2 separate regions of the Mus musculus genome follow, and region 2 is linked to region 1. The links are chromatin loops, found by intact Hi-C in ENCODE. Cell type or tissue: left cerebral cortex. All regions are shown on one strand. Region 1 overlaps Dpysl2 (dihydropyrimidinase-like 2). Region 2 has its middle 17 kb from the start of Gm24258.

Region 1 (8,000 bases):
CGGATGGCTTTTGCCTGGGAGGAAAGGGAGTGGCTGGCGGCGCAGGCGCGATCGAGGCCGACTGGAACCAAGGCTTTTATTGCTGTAGTTTATTTCCACCCCCTTCCCTCCTGTTCTCTCTCCCTCTTTCTTTTTTCCGCCCTAGCTGGATCTGTGTTGGAGGAGAGGAAAAGAGACAGAGGATTGCATCTGTTTTGAAATCTCCTAATAGCAAGACCAGTTAAGGGATTGTACCTTTTTCCTACAAATATAAATATATATATATTTTAAACCAAGTCTTTTTTTTTCCGGCTATCTTTGCTTTAAAGCTGTCCTCTTGAGATTACTTCCTCCCGCCCCCCGGAGAGATGTCTTATCAGGGGAAGAAAAATATTCCACGCATCACGGTAAGTTTGGTACTTGAGAAAGGCGAGCAACCTTTTGTGACATAGACTATCTAAGAAATGTATTTCAAAGGCGAAGGAAAGAGACTCAACTTTTCCTTCTTGTTGCCAACGTAGGCGATGGTGGTGAAGGTGGGGGTTGGGGTTGAAGATGCAATAACAGTTATAAGGCACGCAATTTGCAAGGCATTGAAATAGGTGCGAGGATGCATGGAGGTAGCCTTGGGTAGCGCGCCAGATCCGCTGTATCTTTCATTGTCAGCACGAGATGCTGCAGCGCTGCCCGCGGGGTGCAAGCAAATGGATGCCAGATTGAATATGCATGGTCGACGCTCTGATATTGTTCTCCGACTGCGAGCGGAGAGGCTGGGATCCGGGAGCTTGGGGGTGTGGGGAGCTGGGAAAACAGATTCTCCCGTTTCTTCCGCCCCCTCCAGAAAGAGCTTTCTGGAGCCTTCCTCCTGTGAGAAAGAGCGAGTTCCAGCCCGGAGGCGTCATGACAGGGAGGGATGCTGGAAAGGGCAGGGTGAACCGGGATGATGAGGAGGGACTCAATGATGAGCAGAGAAGGGCGGGAGCTTTTTGTGGACGCGGAGGACCCGTGGAACCCTCTGGTTTGAGGCTGGGGTCTTGGCAGGGTTTCCGGCTCTCTTTTTCGTCTTTTCTGCTCCTTCCGCCACCAGGGAGGCGGCCGTGGTGGCGCATACAAAGCGGGCTGGGCGGGTGGGCGCTGGGGACAGCAGCGAGCAAGCTCGCGGAGGTAATGGCGCTGGCTGCGACTCGCGTCTCACGCAGATGGCCCGGCTGGTTCCAGACAATGATCGTGGTGGCCGAGATGCCGTCCTCTTTCAGGGCCTCCATCCCCGACAAGCACCTCTGCGAGGAATTTACGATGCTTCGGGGATGCAGAGGGTGGTGCCCTGCCCTCCCCCTCTCTTTGCATCTTTTACTGAAAAAAAAAAAATCTCACCAGTCTAATTTTCTACATCCTTGGAGATTCCAGGCAGGGAGAATCGCCAAGGAAATTCATTGTTATATAATGCTGTGCGATAGCACTGGCCAGGTTGGACCCAGGGATATGCAGATGCGAAGGCATCTCAAATAGGGAAGATGAGTTTTAAGGCGGGATTTGAGGATGAGATTTTGCTCTGCTTGTCTCTGGGACCCTGGGACCTCGGCCTCTTTTTCCTTGGTGCACAAGGACACACCCATCTGCAGTAGGAACTGTTGCCCAGAGGAGGGGGCGTGTGCCTGAGGTTTCTAGCTTGGGCTGAGTTGTTTTTAGGCGAGGGTGGGTACTAGCCTTTTCTCAAGGCACCCCACCCCCCAACCCTCGCGCGCAAATCCTCGGTACCAGATCCCAAAGGGCTGACACACCGGATGCATGTTAAATGTTCATCGCGCTGAAGGATGGCATCTGAGCAGTGGGGGTGGGGAGATTTCCAGCAAACCTCACGATTTGCTGTTTTCGTGCACGATCAAGACAAAAATCTTTTGACAGTATGGAAGGGGAAAATAGGCAACCAACAAGACTACTTTTTAAAAGAGTGCCCTCTCCATTCTTTAAAGTTATCTAGTTCTGTGCCCTAGGACCTATTAGTTCAATCCCTCTGTCACTGTGGCCAGTCTCTTATGTAAGAAGCCTTCTAGAAGGCTCTAGGTTGAACAGACTATAATTCCGACTCCCCTCCCCCGCCCGTTGGCTGGGAACTCACAGTGATGTTTTGTGACAGGTATTGCTATGAGGAAGGGGAGGTGGTAAAGAGCAGGACTTCTTGACTCCCACACCACAGCCAGTTCCCTCAGGGGAGAAAGGAGGGACCCTTGCAGGCTGAAGCCTCAGTTTCCTCACAGTCATAGAATCTTGCTCCATTCACTCCAGAGAAGTTCCAAGGCTCTGATAGCATGATATGTATGTGGGGTAGGTTTAATAAAGATTTTTTTTTTTGTTTACCCTCTCCGTGTTGATGGTTTTCAAGGGCTTTCCCAATGCCTTCACCTGAATAGATGACCCTACAGTGTAAAACTAAACTGATCTAGTTTTTCAACTTAACAGAAACAATAAACATTTTCCAAGCCCAATAATGGCTACATTTGTGCGCCACTGTATCTTGTTTTCTTTGTTCTGTAGCATTCTATGAATCTTTTAAGGAAACTCTATAGTTTCCTTTTCTTGGTAGTTGCAAAATGCAAGTGGCACTTTCTGAGATTGTACTTTGTAACCGAGTTCTGGGTTGACTCTTATCTAGATGAATGCTGTTCTGAAAAGTGCAGTGTAGGGCATGGCTCTGCTTGTACAGTTTATACCTATTCTGAAATAATAAACCTGTACATCCTCCCAGCCCGAGGTGGTGACACTGCATGCATCCCGCCCACAGTATTTTGGATAGCTGTGCATCAGAACAAAGCGTTTTTTTTTTTTTTTTTTTTTTTTTTTCATACTCTTGGCTTTTTCAGTTGGATTATCGTTATTTATTTATTTATTTATTTACTTACTTTACATAAAAGTGGACCAACCATCTGTAGTGGTATTAGACATAAAATCCCCCGCATCTCTAATTTATCATGAAGCTCTGTTTCTACCTGTTAAATGGGTGTGTGTTTTTATAGCCCCTCCCCTGCCCACTGCACTTGCTGTGATTCACCACACAGATAAATGAGGACGGAGTGGACGCGCTGAGCTGAAAACTTGTTATGGCCGATGTTCCTGTGTTTGTGTAGCATCTGCTATGACAACAGACTTTTGGTCAGTTTTCCCCGACAAAAACTTTGCCAAGACATGACTTTCCTACATGTGGGTGGAATTTTCTTTAATTAATTATTTTTTAAAAGATGAGGTTTAGCCAAATATAATTTCAGAAGGATTGTCTTCCTTTGCTGGGGTGTTCTGTAATGCCCCTTTTGTTTTGGACTCTAAGGCGTTCTTTAAAAGGTGGTTGTTTGTCAGGGGTGAGCGCTGTCAGTGCCTTCTGATGAATCAGGCAATGAACGGCTTGTCTAGCGTAGGTTCACCTTGGTTAAGGTACCTTCCAAAATCTCCTGGCTTTGAGCATCACTCTTGAATGGTAAAAAGCATGCCCTTCACCTCCCTTTCCTCGGGACTGATTGATGCTTCTCCTGCGGCAGTTATGTGTTGTGACTTGGTTCCCCTCTCTGTTACAGAGCGATCGTCTTCTGATCAAAGGTGGCAAGATTGTGAATGATGACCAGTCCTTCTATGCAGACATATACATGGAAGATGGGTTGATCAAGTAAGTACGATTCATTGCTATGTGGAGGTGTGTGTATGTGTGTGTGTGTGTGTGTGTGTGTGTGTGTGTGTATGTATGTGTATATATACATGCATTCCCCCCCCCCCTTCCCAGTGTTCCTAAGCTTCCACTTCTTTCATGTAGTAGTCTCAAGCTTTAATGACTCCAAGAGTCACTGAGCTTGGGCTGGGAATGTTGTAACATTGGTAGAATGTGCATCTGGCATCAGTCAGGCACTGCCAAGAACCAAAAAGTGACCAATTTAGCATATTTTAAGCTTGTTTTTATTGGTGGTAATTAATAAATTTGGAGATTCAGATTCGGGGAATTCGAAGTCACAGCACACACAAACACCCATGTATTATGTAATCTACTATTTTTAACAGAGGTGACCCAGCGTCCCCCTGTTGCCAGTTCATATACTTGGTTTGTGATAGGCTACACTGCAGTTATTTGGGATGGAGTACTCAGGCATAGGACATAAATGTGGAATGCAGCTGCAGCCTGTCCTGTTAAGATGTGTATCTGCTTGCTTAGTCAGGAAGGGCCACAGGACACTGAGTTAATTACCAGCACCTCAGACAAATGACTGCCTAATCTTAGAAGGATTTTAGATTTCATTTCTTTATTTGTTTAAAAAAATTTCTTGTAGATTTATTTCATGTATATGAATATGTTGCTTCTGTGTATGTATGTGCACCATGGGTGTGCCTGTTGTGCCCTTGAAAGTCAGAAGAGGGCATTGGATCCTGTGAAACAGGATGGTTGTGAGCCACCTTGTGGGTGTGGGGAATTGAACCTATGTCCTTTGGAAGAGAAGCAAGTGATCTTAATCCTTGAGCCATCTCTCCGGCCCTAAGGTTCAATTCTTGAAGTGGTTCCTAGCACAGATAAGACCACTCTGTGTTGCTTGTGCACTGGGTTCTGAGTTTGGGTATTTTGGGACTCTGGAGGGTTAATTGAACAGTGTACAACAATATCTTCATGCCTTTCCTCTGGGGACAGCTCACAGGCTCTGGAGAGAGAGAGAGCACATCTGCTCAAAGACAAACATCACAGGGAATGACATCTTGTAAATAAGCAGTGTTCATCAAACTCCAGCAGCAAGTGAGCCTGGAGAAGGGCGAGCTGGACAGGCTCTGATTGCTTGGAAGCTCATATCCTGACTTAGGAAGCCAAAATGGATCTTAGTGTTTCCATAGCTAATGCTTTCTCCATGTGTGTTTGTCTGTAACAGTCCCAGCTTTGAGCAATCACAGGCTATGACTTTCTTATTCCTTTGGCATCCCAGTCATAGGAGAGTGTGATGGGTCTGGCTGAAGGACACTGGCTTGGAATGGAACAGCCTGATGATACTATTTTTAGGATAGTTCACTTGTCTGAGAAATTCAGCTCTTCCTTTATTCATTCTTCTTTTTAAAAATTGGTGGAAAGATGTAGTAAAATTAAAAAAAAAAATTTTTTTTTTTAATAGGATGAGGAGATCTTGTCTCAAGGATAAAACTCTACAGCCGGGTGTGGTAGCACACACTTTTCAATCCCACATCTTCGGAGGTATAGGCAGGCTGTTCTCTGAGTTTGAGATTAACTTGGTCTACATAGTGAGTTCTAGGGCAGCCAGGGCTCTGAGAGAGACACTATCTCAGATACAACACAACACACAAAAACCTCACAAACAGAAAGAGCCGCCACAAGCCCCCCTTCCCCCAGTGGGTATGATGAGCGTCCCCAGCACCGCCACCATGGATGTTTGTTTTCTTACCTTTATCTGAGTCCATGAGCACCTGCTTTCCACATTGTAGTTGCTGGAATTACAGTGTTTACTTTTTCCTTTTTTTTTTTTTTTTTGCTTTTGCTCTCTCTCTCTCTATCCACTCTACCACCTCCATTTTTCCCACATTGAAAAGGAAAAATAGGGCAAACAGATGTTGGGAGAGAGAGTCAGCTCTAGAGTGAGTTGTTATTGGAAAACTAGCCGAATGGGGGTTGTCGGGAGATGGCGGAGCGAATGTTATGCAAGTGTTTTGGGGCTTTGTCATTATTCAATCTTAGAGGTTTCTGATAACTTGGCATTGAATGGGGAATTTGCTGCCTCGTGTAAGTTACCGTTGGGTTTAGTCCAGGTGGGCTAGGAACTCACTCTGTAGCCAAGGCTGACCTTGAACTAGATATAATTCTCATGTCAGCCTTTCAAGCGCTGGGATTATATGAGCCCCTGTGCCTAGCTTCCTAGTTCATTCTGCATGAAGGTGAGAATGAGGATGAGGAGTGGGCGGGGGCTCCCATGAAAGATTAGAGTAACAACCCAAAAAGCACTCGTCGTGCAGGGAAGGTATGCTTACAGTTTAATGAAAACAGATTGTCAGATCCAATTTGGTTCCACATTTCCCTGGCACCTCTCTCTCACCAACTCTGCTTTCTTAGGCAAATAGGAGAAAACCTGATTGTACCAGGAGGGGTGAAGACCATCGAAGCCCACTCCAGAATGGTGATTCCCGGAGGGATTGACGTGCATACTCGCTTCCAGATGCCTGACCAGGGAATGACATCCGCTGATGACTTCTTCCAGGGAACCAAGGCGGCCCTGGCCGGGGGAACCACCATGATCAGTAAGACTTGGGCGCCATCAGTTTTAACCTGGATTCAGGGCAGTCTGAAAATGAGCCTGTGACACTAGAATCTTCCCTTGGGTGAACGGAGCAGAGGTTTGATCTACCCAATAAGGAGACCACAGAGAGTGAACTGTCTTTATTTCCTTAGCCTTACTTTCTCCTAAGCTTTGTTCCTGCAGTTGAACGTGATGGTGAGCTTCTACGAAAAGGTAGAGGATGAGAGGAGGCCTAGCTGCTTGATTGTCTTTGACACTTTTGTCCTCCTTGACCTCAAAATGTGTCTGGGTTATGAAAGTATGGCATTTGAAGTCATAAATATTAGATTATAAAACTTATAAGGATTCTTCTCAGAATGAAGATAGAATAGGGAAGAATTTTCTGTTTTTTTTTTTCTTTTGTTTGTTTGTTTTTTCTTTTTCTTTTTTTTTTTCAGACAAGGTCTTAAGTAGCCCAGGCTGGCCTCAATCCCTCTGTATTATACCTGAGGTTTGTTCCTGATCTTCATGTCCCTGCCTCCCAAATGCTGGGGTGATAGGCATATGCCACCACACTCAGACGCAATGGCGTGTTCGACTGAAACCTCTATTCCAATGACAGGGAGGTCCATCAAGGGAGTACTATTCTATTCTGCTCTGGACACTGAATGAGATGGGCTACTGTGCTGGGAACAAGACCCACTGATATGCTTTGTCTGTGAGATAGGAAAGCTGTAGGCACCCACAGTGGTGTGCTTTTATGGCGTCCCTCTCAGGGTTTTGTGTTCTTGATTCAACCAAGTCTAAAGTGTATTCGCCAGACAAGGCAGCTGTGTTCAGAGCTTGCTTGTGAGTGGTTTGAGTCCAGCAAGCCTTTTGACTGGTGGGCTGGGGGAGGTGAAGGAGCTGCACAGTGGCCTAGCAGAGTCCTTTGTTAGAAAGGGACGTTGTCCAAAGACGTCCAAAGAAAGAACTGACGTTGTCAGTTCTCTGTGTCATGGAGGGAAAGTTTAGCGGGGTTGGGACCAACACTGAAAGAGCCCCACAGTTTGTGCTTTTTGAGGCCTGTCTTCCTGGGTGTTTTTTCAGTGATGACTGTGGCTTTGGGGGTCTCATCATTTTCCTGAAACCAGAGGCGTAATGTCCTGTGGCTCCTGCATTTTAAATTAGAACCAGCTCCCTGTTGTTCCTATCATCCTGGTTTTCAGTCTGAAGTGTTGGGGACAGCCCTCTGTTCCCAGACAGATCCTCCAGGGGTGGTTCTTGCCGCTCTGCCTTGGGAGTGACGTTCTTGGGAGAGCCTTTCATGGATAGCCCCATCTTGGCTTGCTGGTCTCTTTGGCTTCTTGGCATCCCACTGACTGAGCGGTCACTTCCTGATCCCTCCCCATTTTTTTTTTCTGAGTGAACCAAAAGAAATCCAGACCACTCTAATATCAGATAGAAAGGCCAAATCAGGGTGGTAACCAGCCTTGAGTTGAAGTGGACACCAAGGAGGCCTGTGCTGTGGCCTCTGTGGATTAGCATTCCACAGACAACATTTTCCCAGGGAGTGGTCGGTTACAATAAGCATTGCCATGCCTCTGTGACAGGAAAGTACCCTTCACTAGGAATCAGGAGTCTAGGGATCTGGTCTCTTCTCAGCATGAACTTGCTGGGCATTAGATCTCATCTGTACAGTAAGTATTTACATAGCTAATACTTTCTTCTCATTCCCACACTTAACAATGCAATATATATATATATACACACACATATACACACACGCACACACACACA
Region 2 (8,000 bases), 89 kb before region 1:
ATGGAGCCATTTCCCCAACTGGGCGCGGCTCCCAACAGAAGCTCCTTTCTCTGTGATAACTCCAGCCTGTGTCAAGTTGACACACAAAACCAGCCAGTACAGTAGGCCCCTACCACAGCCAGTTTTTACTCCGTTTTTGCAGCATCTTTGCCTGCCCCTGTGTCCTCGTCAGCCTTCCCACTTTAATGAGACTTTTATAGTAACTGCCTTCTTATTTCTGGATGGTGCTCCATCTGGGGCCTTGATGATCCTGAAAGACTGTTCTTCTCGGGGCCAGCTGCTCCCTAGAGACAATCCAAAAGGTTTGGATTTCAACTTTCAAACCAGTTGATCCAAAGTCCGTATCCCCATCACCCAGTGCCCCCTCACTGGTGGTTATCCAGCTCTGCCCTAATCATCACTAGGCCAGGCCCCAGGCAGCAGTGGACAAAGCTGCCAAGGCTTGCCAGTCCTCAGTGCGTGCTGCTTTTCCCACTTAACCACAGTAAAGCTCCCTGCCTCCATTTCTCTCTGCCTCCCGACCAGATGGCCCCCGGTGACATGCTGTGAGGGAAAACCCTTCTTCTCAACAGTCATTTCCTCTCAGTCACGCTTCCCAGGCCATGTTAAAACAAGTAACTTATGGCCTGTCCTCAGTTTGGGCCTTGGTAATTCCCGTAGCCTCCTGGTGGTTCCTGGCTCCTGGCCACCAGGACCCCACTTGTGAGCCAGAAGGCAAACCTGCTGCCTGACTCCTGGTTCTTTCTCTTTTCATTTTGTCGAATGCGGCTGAGAACCACACTGGCGGGCACAGCATCTTTGCTCAGGATGCTCGGTTCCCTGTCACCCCCAGGCAGGGTATCCAAGAGGATGGGCATAGTTTGATCATCGCTAGATCCTGATTTAAAACAAAACACCCCGGAGTTTAAAGTGAGAGGGTACCAGCACAAAACTGGAACCGTAACACAGAACGTCCAAGTCATTAGAAGAGCACCGTAATCTGACAAAAGTCAGAAAAGAGGGAGAGAAAAGTACAGTAAGAATCAAACATAAAAGAAAATTAGGAATGTGCTAACCACACCAGGAATCTCAATAAATGGAAGTGAGGTTAAATGTTTTCTTAAATGCCTCTCTGAAATCCAAGAGTATCTGGCTGTAGAAAAAGTCTACATCACACATGACAAGGTACCTCACATTATCATGCATCAGAATGTCACATGGTACCCCATAAGTATGTACCCTATAATTTATATTTGTCAGTTGATGGAAGCTCGGTGTGAAGCTCAGACGAAGAGTTCTTAACTACGTGGGCACAGCTTTGGGGTTTCCCCAGCGTGGCAAAGAAATAAATATAAAAAATTTAAATTGTATGAAAAGGATCTTTTAAGGAAATATTGTTCAGACCGGACAAAAATAGAATTCAAGATTAAAATTACAAGTTTTTTAAAAATCTATTTTTAAAACTATACCTCCTGGGGCCATGGAGATCTCTCAGTGGTTGGGACACAGGTTCTCTTCCAGAAGACCAGGGTTAGTATATTCCCCAGCACGCCCACTGTGCCTGTCATCTGTAACTCCCATTCCAGGGGATCTGATGCCCTCTCTGGCCTTGGGCACCCCTCCGTATGCACACGCATACATACACATAAATAAAAATAAATCTTTTTTTAAAAAAGAAATTGATCACCAGATATCAAAGAAAATCTCAATTCTAAAAATGCAGGATGATCACAACCAAATAACAGCAAGTAACAACGAATAATAATGACAATGTCCAGAGTAATTTATGAACAAGCCTATAAGAATTCGTAGTGTTTGCTTCTTGTAAAAAGAGTTGGAGGTAAACATGAAATTTTTATATTTAGCCACACGAATGAGAGATTGTCTTGATTTTTTTATTAGTGTATACTTTTGAGTTGTTTAAAGTAACAAGTATATAAAGCAACAAATGAATATGAAATAAAAGCTCCTACCAATTGACGGGGCAGGGGGACTTAAAATTGAATTACTTAGAAATAAAGTCACGACAGTTGTTACATATCAAAACCTCTGCTCAAGGGCAAAACAGTAGCCAGTGCACTTATATAGTCCGAAGCACACAGACTAGGGAAGAACAAAGCTGCCTAAAATGTAAACAGAGACCAATCCTGAGAAAAGATAAGGATAAGTAAGGATAGCATTGAAGGGAGACGAAACTGTTATTTTCTACTGCAGTAAACGTCCAAGAGAAGCTACTGAGCCAGTAATCCAGTGAGTAAGAATAAAACAGTGGGGTGCTCTTGCTCCTCCTGCTGGCGAGGATGTGTAGGGGAAAAGGCCCTTGCTTATGTTAAGAGGGCAGTAAATTGCTTTATCACAGAGAGCAGTCAGGCTCTGCAGGTTAGCCTGTTGTCCATGGACAAGTAGCCTCACCGATAGGTCCTCTAGAGCAAGACTTTCATAAGTGCTGTTAAGAAGAGTCTCCAGTCTCTGGATGGCCTGTCCTTCAGCTCTGTTCCATACTTTGTCTCCATATTTCCTCCTGTGAGTATTTTGTTCCCCCTTCTAAGAAGGACTGAAGCATCCACACTTTGGTCTTCCTTCTTCTTGGGCTTCATGTGGTCTGTGAATTGAAACTTGGATATTCTGAACTTTTGGGCAAATGTCCAGTTATCAGTGAGTGCATACCATGTGTGTTCTTTTGTGATTGGGTTACCTCACTCAGGATGATATTTTCAAGTTCTATCCATTTGCCTTCGAATTTCATGAAGTCAATGTTTTTAATAGCTGAGTAGTACTCCATTGTGTAAATGTATCACATTTTCTGTATCCATTCCTCTGTTGAGGGATATCTGGGTTGTTTCCAGCTTCTATTATAAATATGACTGCTATGAACATAGTGGAGCATGTGTCCTTATTACAAGTTGGAGCATCTTCTGGGTATATGCCCAGGAGAGGTATTGCTGGATCCTCCGGTAATACTATGTCCAATTATCTGAGGAACCACCAGACTGATTTCCAGAGTGGTTGTACCAGCTTGCAATCCCTCCAGCAATGGAGGAGTGTTCCACTTTCTCTACATCCTGGGGGTCCATCCCATATTCAGTCACCAAACCCAGACACTATTATGCTATTGTGGATGCCGGGAAGTGCTTGCTGATGGGAGCCTGATATGGCTGTCTCCCGAGAGTCTCTGCCAGAGCCTGACATACAGGGGTGGATGCTCGCAGCCAACCATTGGACCGATAGAGGAGTTGGAGAAGGGACTGAAGGAGCTAGGTGCAGGGGTTGGGGGATTTACAGCCCCATGCAGGGAGCAACAGTGTCAATCTGCCAGATCCCCTGGAGCTCCTGGGGACTGGACCACCAACCAACACATGGAGGTACCCATGGCTCTGGCTACATATGTGGCAGAGGATGGCCTTGTTGGACATCAGTGGGAGGAGCAGCCCTAGGTCTGAGGGAGTTGGATGCCCCAGTGTAGAGGAATGCCAGGGCAGGAAGGTGGGAGTGGGTGGGTGAGGGAGCACCCTCATAGAGGCAGGGGAGGAGGGATGGGATAGGGGGTTTCCAGAAGGGAGACCTGGAAAGGGGATAACATTTGAAATGTAAATAAGGAAAATATCTAATAAAAGAATATATATATACACACACACATATATGAAGAAGAGTCTCCATGGAAGCTGGGTGAGGCAAAGAATTGGCATGAGACCAACGGCATCTAGCTAGGGAGATGGCTCAGTGGGTTAATCACTTTCTGTGCAAGTGTGAAGACTTGAGTTTGGATCCCGGTACCCACACAAAGCAGGACACCACAGTGCTTCTGTAATTGAAGAACTCCCAAGGCAAGATGGTAGGCAGCCACAAGGGAATCCCTGGAAGTGTGTGGGCCAGCTAGGCACCAGCGAGCAAGCACTGTGTATCACACAGTGTGGAAAGTATGAACCAACCCCAAGCTGGTAAGTGATCCTCACACGTGCACTGTGACATATCACATGAAGTCACACACAAATATGCATGCACATACATACGCGAATGTGAGTGCACACATACACCCGGCAAAGGGGGGGGAGTGTACACAAACAGGAAGACACAGGTAACACTGAAAAGAAACTAGGCTGAGACGCACAGGGGCAGGAGGCACAGAGAAGAGCTTAGCAAGCAGTGGCCATCAGCAGAGAAAACTCTTGACTTGACAACCCTCAGCCAGAGGTTAGCAGGTAGGTCAACTCCCAGAGTCACCTATACTCTATACCTACCTATACAACCTATATAGGTATAATACTCTATACCTACCGCTGACCTCGGCCCAGGGAGATCTGTACTTGGCGAGTTGTGAGCCATGAGGACGGGGTCTCGGCTTGAACATATCTCAGCGCTGTGGTTGCTCTCCCACTGGAGTGTATACTCAGGATACACCCCACAGCTAGAACATGAACTACCCCAGGGGCTGCTTACAGTCAGGCTGTCCTGGAGCACAGACACCTGCTCAGCTCCCACACTGCAAAGCTACGTGTGGCCAGCAGAGGCCCCCAGTGTACAAAGAAGGCAAGCCATAAAGAGGAGGCGACTCCGGGAGCCATCAGATCTGCAGGGTAGTGGCTCAGTAGAGGCAATGACTGCAGAAAGGGCAAAGTGCACAGTTGGGCTGATGCTCCTCGCTAGTTTCTTCTTTCCTCTTCTCCCATTTTATTTTTAACTGTTTTTAGTAGTATTTTTACTTTATTGTGTCAAAACAATTAATACGTGGTTTTATTCTTTATGCCCTTTTATAGCTCAATCTTGTCAATTCACTTTTCTTTTCCAAGTTAAAAAAAAGATTCCCTTTTTTAAAAATTTTATTTTATGTGTGTAAGTGTTTTGCTTGCACTTATGTCTGTGTACCACATCCATGCCCATTGGCTGTGGAGGCCAGAAGAGGACATTTGGAGTTATAGATGGTTGTGAGCTGCCATGTTGAGAATTAAACCCAAGTCCTCTGGAAGAGCAGGAAATGGTCTCAACCATTGTGCCATCTCTCCAGCCCTCATGCAGTTTTTTCTTGTTACTGGACAAATTTTTTACCCCACTCCCAATTCTCAAAAAAGTTTATTTGAGTCCCCTGCTGCAATACTTACGGGCAGTTTCTCCCTCTCACACAGTTATAACTGCACAGAAAACTATGTGCAGAATAGAATCTTAGCTCCCCCCCCCCCGCCCGCCACAGCTGTTTTGACTTATCTTATTAGTTTCATTTTTTTTTAAAATCTAGCATTTAAAATTTTTATTCCTCTTCTTACATGGGTGTGATTTTGTTTTTTAAGCTTTCTAATTACTGGGAGATCTTATGCTAATCTGTTTTTATCATCTCTTACTCCTCGTTCTTGCTCTTCAAAGCATTCTGCTCTGCTTCGTTTCTCTCTTCCCTCTTTAACTTGCTCTCCTGTTGTCCTTCCTTCTTTCTACGTCTTTCCTTCCTCTCATTGACTGTCCCCGCATTTGCTCTAACTTTCTAACCTGACAGCTCATTCTGCATTGCGTTAGACATTTCCAGGCTTAGATCAGTTTTGGTCCTGCTTGGGGCTCTAACTGCTTTTCAGTCATTCTGTATGTTGCAGGGTTTGAGATCCTTGTTACAATAGTTTTCTTTCTTTGCTCTGAGCAGCGTTGGGGATTCAGCCCTCTAGACTAGACTGCTCACAGGAAGATTCCCCAAAAAAGCTGGAAGAGAGGTCCCACTAACAAAGTCACAGGACAGAAGCGTGTGGAAAAGCCAGGTAACATGACCCTTCAAAAGAGCCCAACTCTCCAGTCACTGAATTCAAAGCCACCAAGGTAGGCAAGAGACACAGGTTTCAGACGTTTACTTGTAAGACTGACCAGTGACTCCAGAGGATACAGACAACAGGTGGGCTGAATCCAGGACCCAGAGAAGACGGTCAGGCTCATGGAAGGAAATGTCAGCAAATGGACGAGAGAGTCAGTATGTATGCACTAGTTAGCAGCATGGCAGGAAAATTCAACAAAGAACATTAGAGTCTGAAAACAAAACAGAAGTGTTGGAAATGAAAATTTTGAAGGGGGAAAAAAACCAAAAAAACAAAACAAACCAACACAGTCACTCGTGGTAGACGAACATCCTGAACCAAGCAGAAGAAAGAACGTTAAGATGGAGAATGGAGGGCTGGAGAGACGGCTCAGCGTTTAAGAGCACTGATTGCTCTTCCAGAGGTCCTGTGTTCAATTCCCAGCAACCACATGGTCGCTCACAACCATCTGCAATGGGATCTGGTGCCCTCTTCTGGTTTGTCTGAAGACAGCTACAGTGTACTCATCCTCATAAAATAAATAAATAAATCTTTTTTTAAAAAAGAGATTTGAACATTTTATTTAAAAAAAAAAAAAAAATGGTGGATGGAGTTGAGGAAATTCGGAGTTCAAGTGTCAGCATCCGAAAAGAAGCTGAGCTGTGATGAAGCGATCAGAGACAGACCAGCCTACAGGAGCTGTGCTAAAACCAGGAGGCAGAGTCTGCTCAGTAAAGTCAGAGCGGCAACTTCCCGAACTAGACAAAGAGTGGACGCCCAAACGGTGGCATTTAGAGCCCAGACCAGAGAGCCTCTCCACGACCTACCAGGGTTCAGAATCCAGCATGCAAAGCAAAGACACATGTGAGGCGCTGCAAAGGAAACTGCCAACAAATCCTTGTAAACGCTAGGAAGGCAGTCCAGTGATGTGCCCAACCGGCAAAGCACCGTGGCCAGACCCAAGCCTCCCTAGGACCCACGGTAGGAGAAACCTGACATCAGAAAGTTAGCTTCCGGGCATGGTGCGCGCATGCGCATACACTGAGTCTGAGCGAGAATGCGCCTCTCCTTTCGCTTTATGGGTTCTAGAGCTCAAACTCAGGACATCAGGCAAAGTGACAGCACCCTTACCAGCTGAGTCTTCTTGCCAGCCTTGTTTTTCATGAACAGAACAGGGTCTCACTGTGTTGCCAAGGCTAGACTTGAACTTCTGAACACCACTGATCTTCCTGACTCCCCAGAGGTTGGGAATCTGGGCAAACACCCCTATGTCTGGCCTGTTGGTAACATCTCGCCTTAATAGTGTACATTGTTTTCCACTTATGGGCCAATATCGGCGCACCATCATTTGAGCTTCATAGTTTTACATTAGGTCCGTGCTGCGCTATGCCGGTTTGCTGGGTCTTGACAGATGTGTGACAACAATTGTTCATCATTACAGTGTCATACAGAGTTGTTTCCCTGCCCTAAAAACCCCTCCAGTGCACCTGCCGTGCCTACATCTCACCTCAAGGCCGTGCCACGCCCTGATGGTTTATTGTTCCAAGGTTTTGCCCTTCTGGACAGTCCCTGTGATAATAGACTCAGACATTGTAGGGTTTGTCCGTTCACTTCCCCTTTTTAGTGAAATAAATACACCCCCTGTAAGCATCTGTGTGCAGCTTTGTGTGTGGACATGGTTTCTAGCAGATGTATCTGAGTGTGACTCCTGAGTCGTGCTGGGTCGGACTGTTTAGTTTTGTACAGAGCTGCAGAGCTGTCTTCAGGCCAGTCTTCCTCAAAGCGAGCAGCAGAGGAGAGAGCTCCTGCCGCCCCACCCTTGCTTGTGACCGTCAGAACCTTGGATGTCAGCCATTCTAAGAGGTGTGTGTACCCTGGTCCCTGCGGTGGCTTCCATCTGTGCCTCCCTAGTGACGTGTGACGTCTCGCAGCTGCTCCCACGCACGTTTGCCATCTGCCACTCTTCATAAGACGTGCAGCCCAGGTGACAGCTGGGGGCTCCTGGCCCCTCAAAAGTCAGATAAGATTTATTAAATCCTGTATTCCAAGCCTGTGAAAGTGCTAATGCCGCCCAGAGAGAAATGAAGGCTAGGAGAAGCTTCTAGAAGTGGAGGCATTCACCACACTTACGGTTTCTGTGGAACACGTGAGTGCCTTCCAGTCGGCATCATGTGGTCTCCAGTAGGTGGGGCAGGTACTATTTATTACTATTATTCCTTGAAAAATGGAACTGCTGAGGTAAATCATTCCAGCTTG

Evidence for each region. Peaks named below come from ENCODE experiments on the same cell type or tissue, not always from the same donor. Only the 100,000 strongest peaks of a DNase experiment are listed, where the experiment ranks them.
Region 2: a loop joins it to region 1, with 2.7 times the contacts of the local background. A loop is called at or near these places in 12 of 42 quality-filtered maps.

Annotation. Positions count from the first base shown.
Region 1 is chr14:66,860,716-66,868,715 of GRCm38, reverse strand. It overlaps Dpysl2 (dihydropyrimidinase-like 2), which reads left to right. Exons shown (of 14, transcript NM_001378767.1): 2 at 3,546-3,634; 3 at 6,059-6,243. Among named protein-coding and RNA genes, the nearest start is that of Gm5464, 4.1 kb to the left of the region's middle. In left cerebral cortex, a CTCF peak has its summit at 3,052; DNase peaks (open chromatin) are centred at 1,561, 2,016, 3,017, 4,647 and 2 more places; H3K4me3 peaks cover 4,196 bases; H3K27ac peaks cover 4,389 bases.
Region 2 is chr14:66,949,795-66,957,794 of GRCm38, reverse strand. No RefSeq gene overlaps it. Among named protein-coding and RNA genes, the nearest start is that of Gm24258, 17 kb to the left of the region's middle. In left cerebral cortex, CTCF peaks have their summits at 2,266 (motif pointing left), 4,477 (motif pointing right) and 6,234 (motif pointing left); DNase peaks (open chromatin) are centred at 243, 4,478 and 7,608.